Linked DNA regions of Homo sapiens: all the other regions are linked to region 1. A link is a contact called in ENCODE Hi-C or POLR2A ChIA-PET data. All regions are on one chromosome and are shown on one strand. The core of a region is the stretch at or near the end of the contact, and the rest is flanking DNA. Distances in the headings are between cores, read along the strand shown. Region 1 holds the start of FITM2 (fat storage inducing transmembrane protein 2). Region 2 overlaps KCNK15-AS1 (KCNK15 and WISP2 antisense RNA 1). Region 3 overlaps TOX2 (TOX high mobility group box family member 2).

Region 1 (3,072 bases), core at 300-2,799:
CCAAATGATTTTTAAGGTCCCTTCTATATCCCAGGATTCACTAGTTCCCTCTCATTAATCAGCACAGAGGCTTGGAACAAAACTCCAGGATCCATGACTACCTTCAAACAACAGGGGTGTGTTGTCAGCCAGGCCACTTGGCTCCCAGCTCACCTAGGCCAGAGGAAGCAGCAGCTGCCTTGTCCGCCTCCCCAGCGTTCACGAAAGGTGGCTGACCTAAACCCAGGACAGAGACTTGGGGCCACTACCACTCTCATGATCTATTCTTAGCCCAGCCTCTCAGGGTGGGTGAGGAAGGAAGGTGGACCAAGGACAGAAGGACTTTTTTCTAGGTTCCAATGGATTCTCAGGCACCACCCCCAGGCCTGTCACTAAAATCTTCACTGGGACTGATAAGGAAGATCTTGCCAGAGCCAAGACCCGTCAGGCATTTGAGGAAGCTGCCTGTGAAAGGAACCAGGGTTTTAAGCAGATAACCAAAGTTGGGCTGACTTTCAGGACACGCCAGAGACACTTATTCTGGAAAACACTTAGGCTCACATCAAGGGAGCAGTTTTATCTTTCAGAGTTTCCCTTTATGACCGCAACAGAGTTTTTGTGCAATAAACTTACTAACCGGGAGTTTTGAAAAAAGCAAGTAAGCAAGCAAAGGAGTGGATGGGTGGAGTTAAGGAGATGTCTCAAAGCGCCCAGCTGGGATTGCTTTTCTGGGCCACTGCCATGCATTCTGAGTGGCTGAGATGATCCAAGGAGATCCAGGGGAAAGGGCACAGACTAGGGGGTTCCAGCCCTCTGTGAGTATCTCACAGGCGGGGGCTCTGCCTGTCACAGGCTGGGGCGAGGCTCTTCCACAGGTCGTAAAGGGATTCTGTCACGCGCTGGAGGGATCTGATCTGACGCAGGGTGGGGTCTGCGCGGGGTCTGCCACAGGCAGGCAGGACAGAGGTGAGATGGCATCTCCCAAACAGGGCAGGGGTCAGCTCCTAACTCCAAGGGGAGGCGGGGGAGTGGTGACAGGGGCTGGTTCATCCCCACCCCATTCCACACCCCTACATATACAGAGACACACACGACCCCGCTTGTCACCACCTGCCCAGTCAAGCTCATGCTGCCCAAAGTGGGTCTGCAAACACTAACTGCTAGTGACACCAGCTACCCCGGGGCCTCCCAGGCGTGACACGCGTGCAGATGCTGCTGTCACGGCTAGGAGGAGGACCTCCCCTCCAATGACTCGTCCACCACGGCAGCTAGCACCGGCTTCTCTGGGCGAGGCGACAGCGGGCCGGCTCGGGCGGGGACAGCGGAGGACCGGGGTGCACTCACACGTTGAGGACGTTGCGCTTGTTGCTGAGGTAGCTCTCGGGCAACGGGGACAACTCCTTGAGGAGGGAGCCCGCCAGCATGGAGGCCACCAGGGCCCAGGGCAGGTAGCGCCGCACGGCCGCCCGCACCAGCGTCCCCCGCAACAACCACTCGCAGCGCTCCAGATGCTCCATGCCGGATCTCGTCAGCCACCGTCCTCCTCTCCGTGCCCTCTCGGCCACCGTATCGCCCTTCGCCCGGACCTGCGCCTCCACCTCCCTTCGAGCGCATGCGCACTGCCCGCGAGTCCCACAGCTTGAGGCGTGCTTGGGCTCCGGAGCCCGCGCGCTCCCCCTCGTGGCCGCTGCTGCCTCTGGCGCGTGACGGTCCCCGAACTCGCTCGTCTCCTCTGCGCTCTCCTGGCCGCCTCCTCTCCCCGAGCCTCCGCGTCTTGCTCTGGTCTGGGAAAAAGCGCTTGTGAAAGTATTTGCTGGAGGCTGGAAGAGGATAAATGTAGCCCTGGAGAATTGGAGCAGTAGTCACAGCATCATTTGATCTTTCTTGGAGCCTCGGAGACACCTCTGCCATCTGAGTCTTAGTTTTCTCATCTGTAAAATGCGAGAGACAAGAGGAGATCAACCTTTCCCAAAAGCTAGTTTATGAGCTCAGGGGTTCATTACGTTGGCACACGTAGAGGGACATGAGATGAAGTTTCCTTAGGAATAATTATTGTATTTATTTATTTATTAGTTAGTTGGGGGGGGGTCCCTCTCTGTCGCCCAGGCTGGAGTGCAATGGCACCGTCGCAGCTCACCGCAACCTCAAATTTCTGGTCTCAAGCAATACTCCCACCTCAGCCTCCCGAGTAGCTGGGACCACAGGCGGGCACCACCACACCTGGCTAATTTTTTTTATTTTTATTTCTGTAGAGACAGGGTTTTGCTTCGTTGTCGAGGCTGGTCTCAAACTCCTGGGCTCAAGCGATCCTCCTGCCTCGGCTTCCTAAAATGCTGCAATTACAAGTGTGAGCCACCACGCTCTGCAGTTATTAAATTAATTAATTAATATAATTAATTTATTTAGAGACATAGTCTCGCTCTGTTGCCCAGGCTGGAATGCAGTGGCGCGATCTCAGCTCACTGCAGGCCTCTGCCTCCCAGGTTCAAGCGATTCTCCTGCCTCAGCCTCCCGAGTAGCTGGGATTACAGGCACGCACCACCACACCCAGCTAATTTTTGTATTTTTAGTAGAGATGGGGTTTCACCATGTCGGCCAGGCTGACCAACTCCTGTCCTCAAGTGATCTGACCTCTCCAAATCTTAACCTCAAGTGATCTGCCAGCCTTCACCTCCCAAAGTGCTGAGATTACAGGAGTGAGCCATCTCACCTGGTGCAATTATTACATTTAAAGTTTAAATTTCTAAATTTATTTTCACCTGGGCAACACAGTGAGACTCAGTATCTATAAGAAATAATTTTAAAAACTAGCTGACTTGGTGGCTCAGGCCTGTGGTCCCAGCTACTCAGGAGGCTGAGGTGGGAGGATTGCTTGAGCCCAGGAATTTGAGGTTGCAGTGAGCTGTGATGGTCCCATTGCACTCCAGCCTGGGCCACGGAGCGAGACCGTCTTAAAAAGCACACAAAGAAACACAAAACAGCTATCTATGCCTGTTGGATGAAAATGCTGGATGCTGGGGGTTAATGGGGAGATCACATGAAGTTGTTGGAGACTCAGTTGCTCAGTTTATCACAAAACTAACCCCTCACCCC
Region 2 (3,072 bases), core at 325-2,824, 420 kb after region 1:
TTCCCTAGTGAAGGGCATCAACAGGCCCCAGGAGGTCCTCCTGCCTGCCAGGACACCCGTGGTCCTCCCCATCCTAACTAGTTACAATTAAAATGAATCTAGCAAACACAGACAGCCAGGCCCTCCCACGCCCTGCTCTGGGATCCAGGAACAACGACGGCGCCCAGGGGAGCCCACACACTTAAGGGGAGCAGCTTACAGTCTCACTGTTTATTGAGCAGCTACTGTGTTCTTGATGCTTTTGTAAACCAGAAAGTGTCTGAGACAGGTCTCAATCAGTTTAGACATTTATTTTTCCAAGGTTAAGGACACGCCCAGTAGAGAGGTCTGTGCCTTTCTCTAAAGATGACTTTGAGGGCTTCAGTATTTAAAGGGGAAAGCAGGCTGGAGGGGAAAGAAGGAGGGTCTGGAAATCCACATATTGCAAGAGAAAAAGAGCAGGTAGGGAAATTATGTATTCGATTATGTATTCGTCTCACGCTCTGTAACTTTACATAAGATAAGGTGAACACAGAGTGGCTACTCGTGGAGATACCTGGCCTTTTATCTGTGGCTCTCTGCTTACGAACAAAGGAAAGGCAGCTTGTTGCATGACTCAACTTTCAGCTTAGTTTTTTCCTTTTGGCAGAGTGAATTGGGGTTTTCATTTTCCTTTCACACTTTCTATACCTTCTCTTATTGAAAATGAGGTGGTTGCTGTGATCTGCATTTTACAGATGAGAAGCTGAGGCTTGAAGAATAGAATCACCACTCACAATCCAGGATGGGAAGTCAGAACCAGCTGAACCAGCGGCTAGCCCAGCCTCTCTCCCTCTCTCTCTGTTCCTCTCTCTTTCTTCTATCTCTCTATGTTTCTCTCTCTCACCGTTTCTCTCTTCTGTCTCTCTCTCTCTCATCCTCTCTCCTCCTCTCTTTCCATTTTGTTTCTCTTTTCCTTGGCTTTTTCTTCTTTCTTGAATTTTTAATGAAGTATAAAAAGTATACAAGGCCAGGCACGGTGGCTCATGCCTGTAATCCCAGTACTTTGGGAGGCTGAGGCGGGTGGATCGCGTGAGCTCAGGAGTTCGAGACCAGCCTGGGTAACGTAGTGAAACCCCCTCTACAAAAAATACAAAAATCAGCCGGGCATGGTGGCACATGCCCGTAGTCCAAGCTACACTGGAGGCTGAGGTGGGAGGATGGCTTGAGCCCAGGAGGCGGAGGTTGCAGTGAGCCGAGATTGCATCACTGCTTCTAGCCTGGGTGACAAGAGTGAGACCCTGTCTCAGAAAAAACAAAACAAACAAACAAACAAAAAGTATACAAATAAAAGTGTTCAGTTAGTCCAGTTTTCACAAATGAGCACACCCATGCAATCAGTACCTGGGTCAACAGCAGGACCATGCATTGCCTGCACCTCCAAAATCCACCTTGGTCTCCCTCTCTTCACTACCCACAAGATAATCACTATCCTGACTTCTAACAGATAGATCCATTGTACCTGACCAGAGGCAGCAGCCATCACCTGGAGACTTGTTAGAAATGCCCCATCCCAGACCTACAGAAGCTCTGGGAGTAGGGCCCAGAAATCTATTTTAACAAACCTCCCATCTCGTTAAAATCAGACACAGCTCCAGCTCGGGGGAGGACAGCAGTGATGTGCTGCTGCCTCCTTGTGGCATTTCCATGCATGAACAGCCGAGAGGCCACCTGCCAGGAGGAGGCTGTCTTCAAGGGGCAACTCCAACAGCCTCCCTGGGAGGTACCCCTCGACTTTCTGCCTAGGAAAGGGGAGGCAACCAATGGCCACCATGTGTCAGGTGCTAACGAAAAGGCCACCTGCCTCTCCATGGCTAAAATGTGGTCTAGGGTCTGAGGTGCATTCTCAGCCATCTGATTCTCAAGAATTCATCTTTTTTCACTTCCACTGACATGAATTATGACATCAGGGAGAACCCAAGGGCAGAAGTAGGGGCCAAGTCCTCTTCATCACCTCCAGGTTGGCTGACAAACTTGGTTGCAAGTGGCCCCATCACACTGGCCTGGTCTTTATCTATGGCCCCTTTGTCAGAGGCGTTAGACCAGAGCAACTCCATTTTGAGTAGGGGCTGGGTAAAATAAGGCTGAGTCCTACTGGGCTGCATTGCCAGACGATGAGGCATTCTAAGTCACAGGATGAGATGGGAGGTCGGCACAAGATACAGATCATAAAGACCTTGTTGATAAAACAGGCTGCAGAAGCTGGCCAAAACCCACCAAAACCAAGATGGCGACGAGAGTGACCTCTGGTAGTCCTCACTGCCACACTCCTACCAGCGCCATGAGAGTTTACAAATGCCATGCCAATGTCAGGAAGTTACACTCTATGGTCTAAAAAGGGGACACATGAATAATCCACCTCTTGTTTAGCATGTCATCAAGAAATAACCTTAAAAATGGGCAACCGGCAGCCCTGAGGGCTCTTCTGTCTATGGAGTAGCCATTCTTTATTCCTTTACTTTCTTAATAAACTTGCTTTCTCTTTGTGGACTTGCCTTAAATTCTTTCTTGCAGGAGATCCAAGAACACTCTCTTGGGGTCTGGATCAGGACCCCTTTCTGGTCACACCTCCACTGCCCAATGCCCCCTCACCACTGGCTTTCATGAAAAAGGTTTTAACGTCTTCGCTGGGCCAGGTCTTTTCATCCAGTCTCTGTTGGATGGCCAATAACCTAACGTGAACCTCTTCAGCAGCTTCTCCCCTGCCCTGAAGCCAGCAGGGGTGGGACACAGGTGACTGACTTGACTCCCTCTACCCTCTCAACCCCCTCACTACCACTCACCTCAAGGACACACCCTCCAGGTCCACTAACCCCCCTGCCTCTCTCAGTCTCTGAGACATCTCACTGCAGTCCCACTCCCCTGCCTTCCTCTCTTGACCCCTGCTCTGTGGCCATCTGACTAAAACCCAGAGTTGGAGAACCTGGTGGTATCACCGCTTACTCCAGATGGCTGATGATCTTTATGTTCTGGATCGGGTCTCAATCCAGACCCCAAGAGAGGGTTCTTGGAGCTCGCACAAGAAATAACTCAGGGTGAGTCCATAAAGTGAAA
Region 3 (3,072 bases), core at 400-2,899, 350 kb before region 1:
TTTCACTCTCTGGCCAGATTGGGCATCCTTCCATTACTCTTTCTTTAAGAATATTGCTTTAAACACGCACCTGTTTTCTTTAGTGGATGTTGATTTTCTCTCTCACATTCTGTACTGTAGCCTACCTCAGTGACTTCTAGACACCCCTTCTTCCCCTTCCCCAGCACACATACCGGTTTTCCCCCAACCTGGCTGCCCAGCCTTTGCTCACTCTGGACCCACTACCTCACAGGTATGTACCAACTGCTCTCACCTGGCCTATCTCCACCTTAGTGCTTTATCACCCCCCTCCAGGTGCCATTATGCAGATACCCATTTTCCCTATGGACCTGAGCTTCCCTGGGAATTGGTTCTAGGTCCCTAGTGCCCCTCTGCACCTGGCATATGGCCAGGTACATTGTAGGTGCTGAGGTCAGGGCTTGGGGAAGACAGGAATGTTCACCGTGCCCTTGGGCTTTTGACAGTAACTGGGCTAAATCTGGCTTCTTCTGGAGGTGCAGGCTTACAGGACTCAACAATTTGGTGGTTGTAACCCTGGACATGCTCTTGCCAATAACGGTGGGCCATCCATCAGCCCTGGCCTTGGTTTCCCCAGTGGGATTTGCAGAAGCCAGAGGATTAAAGCCCTCCCAGCCCTGAGGCCTCATTATTTATCTTAGTGGGTCCACAGTGAAGATGAATTAGAATAACTCATTGGCACATGCCATGCCTTGGAGTGCAGTTTTCTGTTTTCTGGGAGAGAAAAGGCCTCTTAGGACAGAGCCCCCCACTGCCCTCCTGGGTCTCCAGGAGACAGCCCAGATCTGGGTCAGAAGGGTTCAATAGTCAAGAACAGAGGGGTGGCTCTCTGCCTGGGAAGGCAACTGGGGTGAAAGCGGGGAGCTGGCCTTTCTCTGCATACTGCTAGGTAGCATGCAAAACCCTGCCTGTTCCATTCCTGTTCTCCAGGGGAGGAATCTGAGGACGAGAGGGGTAAGATCCCTGCCCACTGCCATGCAGCAGCTTAGTGCAGAGCCTGGACTTGAACCTAGATCTGCCTGCTTCCAGAGCTGTGCTGCACCAGTGTTCTCGCAGCTCCCAGTCCAAAGGCCGACGTTGAGACAGCGCTTAAAAATATATCAGCAGTGTTTACAAATACCATTTCCTGTGTTATCTGGTACTGACAGAAGGAAGTGAACCTGGCACTTTGTCTGTGTTAGGTTTGGGGTTAGAGGCATAAGTGCCAAGTTCAGATGACCTAGAAAAACCTTTCTAGGTCAAATTACAATTTCAAAGATTTCTTTTCTTCTTCTTTTTGAACCGCTCCAAGATCGAACGCTGTCGTTGACATATTTCCCTTCCGACAACACGAGCCTTTTGTGGCATGATTGAGGGCTTGTTTTGTAGTGCTGGGGAGAAAATATCTTCCACATCATCTGCTCATTGTCTCAGTCACACTCGTTCCCCCCACACCACAGTGCAACCCGACGTACGCTCATGCGGCTTTTAGTTAATTGCCTTTGGTAAGAATCAGTTTTGGGACTTGTTCCCAACTGCTTGGATGATAGATAATTGTCAAATACAAATATTGGCAGCGCAGGGCAACCTGAGGCTCTAGACTGCTGACTGCATCCCAGCCTCTAGGGAGAGCTGGGAGCTGGCCAGCTCCATGTTATGGGAGGTAACGGGGCAAGACCTGGCAGGAGTACAGCCTTCTCATTAGAGTGTAGGCTCTGGAGTTGAACTTCCTGGGTTTGAATCTTCATTCCACCCCTTCCTAGCTGTGTGGCCTTGGGCAAGCTACATAACCTCCCTCGACCTCAGTCTCCTTTTCTGTAAAATGGGAGCCTCAGTAACTTACCTTGTGAGGTTGTCGTGAGGATTATAGGAACGGATGTTTGTCATTCAATTAAGAGTGCCTGGCTTGTTGTTAGTGTGATGTAAACATTGCATGCATTCGTTCTAATGAGTAAATGATCATAGCCATTAGTGGATGCTCTTGCGTGTCACCCTAGTCCCTCCTCAGATCCAGGCACACATTCTGTCAGCTGCTTAGAGTGTTGGCTGCTGCCCCTATCAGCTGAGCCTCTCTCTGGGCAGCTCCATGGTGCCTTTGGTGGAAAGAGGAAGCCTTGGCCAAGGTCATCAACACTCACCCCCTGGGCATCCTGGATCCGATGGCCATCCCATGTGGGGATACAGAATGCTTAGCTCCCTGCCTCAAACTGGGACACCTCTGCTGGGCCATCCCAGTTCCAGAGCTCCCCTTGGGACAGGTGGAGGCCTCCGTTGTGACTACATCACAGTTTGGCTTGTCCCTCTGGCCTGTCCTGCTCCCCCACTTCCCTATAGCACTTCCCAGTACATTTCTTGTCTGTAGATTTCACACTCAGAGTCTGTTTGGTACCTGAAACAACAGGTAGCTATCCAGACGCTGAATGGAATCTGATTTCCATTTTAAAGCACATGCTGATTTCACTTGCTTGTATTTTTGGAAGCTTTTTGAGGAGTGGCCTTGGGTTCTCTACCACTCCTGTCTCCTACCCTGTGTGTGCACCTTTCGGGCACTGTCAGCATGCCTTGGTCACCTCCATGACTCCTGGTGGGAAGAATGTGGCCTAGCTCCTGGGCAGACCATAAAACTTAAGACTGATGGAACGGCCCAGGGGCTCAGAGGGCATCACCCATTCAACCCTTCCAGGTATGAATGAGGAAACTGAGGCCTAGAAAGGGGGAGGCCTTTTTCAAGGACACACAGTGAGTGGTGCCTGTCTTTTCCATCTTTGAAGGTGATGGTGTCTTGGGATATAGTGAGCAGGCTGGTCTTAGGAGCCAGACATGTGGCTGTTGTGATATTATGGCGCTAGGGTCCAATACATGTTTTACGGGGTGCCCCCATGGCAGAGGGGTGGCCAGGCCAGCCCAAGAGTGGCTATCAGCAATGGCTTCTGGAAGGAGGACAGCACAGGAGTTGAATGGGCATGAACGGTGTGGAAGAGAGAAAGCAGGGAGTTTCAGGTGGAGACACAGCTGCTGCAGAGGTCTGGATGAGGTGTGGGGGAGAGTGTGATCTGGGCAGGGGGCTTGGAAAGG

What was found. Hi-C counts contacts between places; a loop is a spot of excess contacts on that map. ChIA-PET counts read pairs that join two places held with the same protein, here RNA polymerase II (POLR2A). Pooled maps may share reads with other maps.
Region 2: a loop to region 1 is called in a map of CD4-positive, alpha-beta T cell, with 4 times the contacts of the local background. The contact joins the enhancer-like site here to the promoter of FITM2 in region 1. A Hi-C loop is called at or near these places in 4 of 168 maps with a recorded cell type or tissue (CD4-positive, alpha-beta T cell, gastrocnemius medialis, naive thymus-derived CD4-positive, alpha-beta T cell and 1 more) and 15 of 50 pooled maps. POLR2A ChIA-PET finds 5 or more read pairs at or near these places in 1 of 52 experiments (activated T-cell).
Region 3: a loop to region 1 is called in a map of CD8-positive, alpha-beta T cell, with 5 times the contacts of the local background. The contact joins the enhancer-like site here to the promoter of FITM2 in region 1. A Hi-C loop is called at or near these places in 1 of 168 maps with a recorded cell type or tissue (CD8-positive, alpha-beta T cell) and 3 of 50 pooled maps.

The regions. Positions count from the first base shown.
Region 1 is chr20:44,309,653-44,312,724 of GRCh38, forward strand. FITM2 (fat storage inducing transmembrane protein 2) reads right to left here and starts at 1,550. Exons shown (of 2, transcript NM_001080472.4): 1 at 1,324-1,550. The coding sequence starts at 1,496. RefSeq lists enhancers at 397-1,126, 1,073-1,162, 1,127-1,856, 1,453-1,602.
Region 2 is chr20:44,731,902-44,734,973 of GRCh38, forward strand. All of the region lies in intron 3 of KCNK15-AS1 (KCNK15 and WISP2 antisense RNA 1), which reads right to left. Among named protein-coding and RNA genes, the nearest start is that of KCNK15, 12 kb to the right of the region's middle. Within about 2 kb of position 1,575, at least 4 of the 41 ENCODE cell types and tissues checked have a DNase peak (open chromatin) inside an H3K27ac peak, as active enhancers do.
Region 3 is chr20:43,958,247-43,961,318 of GRCh38, forward strand. The region is part of intron 1 of TOX2 (TOX high mobility group box family member 2); the gene reads left to right. Among named protein-coding and RNA genes, the nearest start is that of TOX2, 45 kb to the left of the region's middle. RefSeq lists an enhancer at 1,023-1,317 and a silencer at 1,023-1,317. Within about 2 kb of position 1,650, at least 4 of the 41 ENCODE cell types and tissues checked have a DNase peak (open chromatin) inside an H3K27ac peak, as active enhancers do.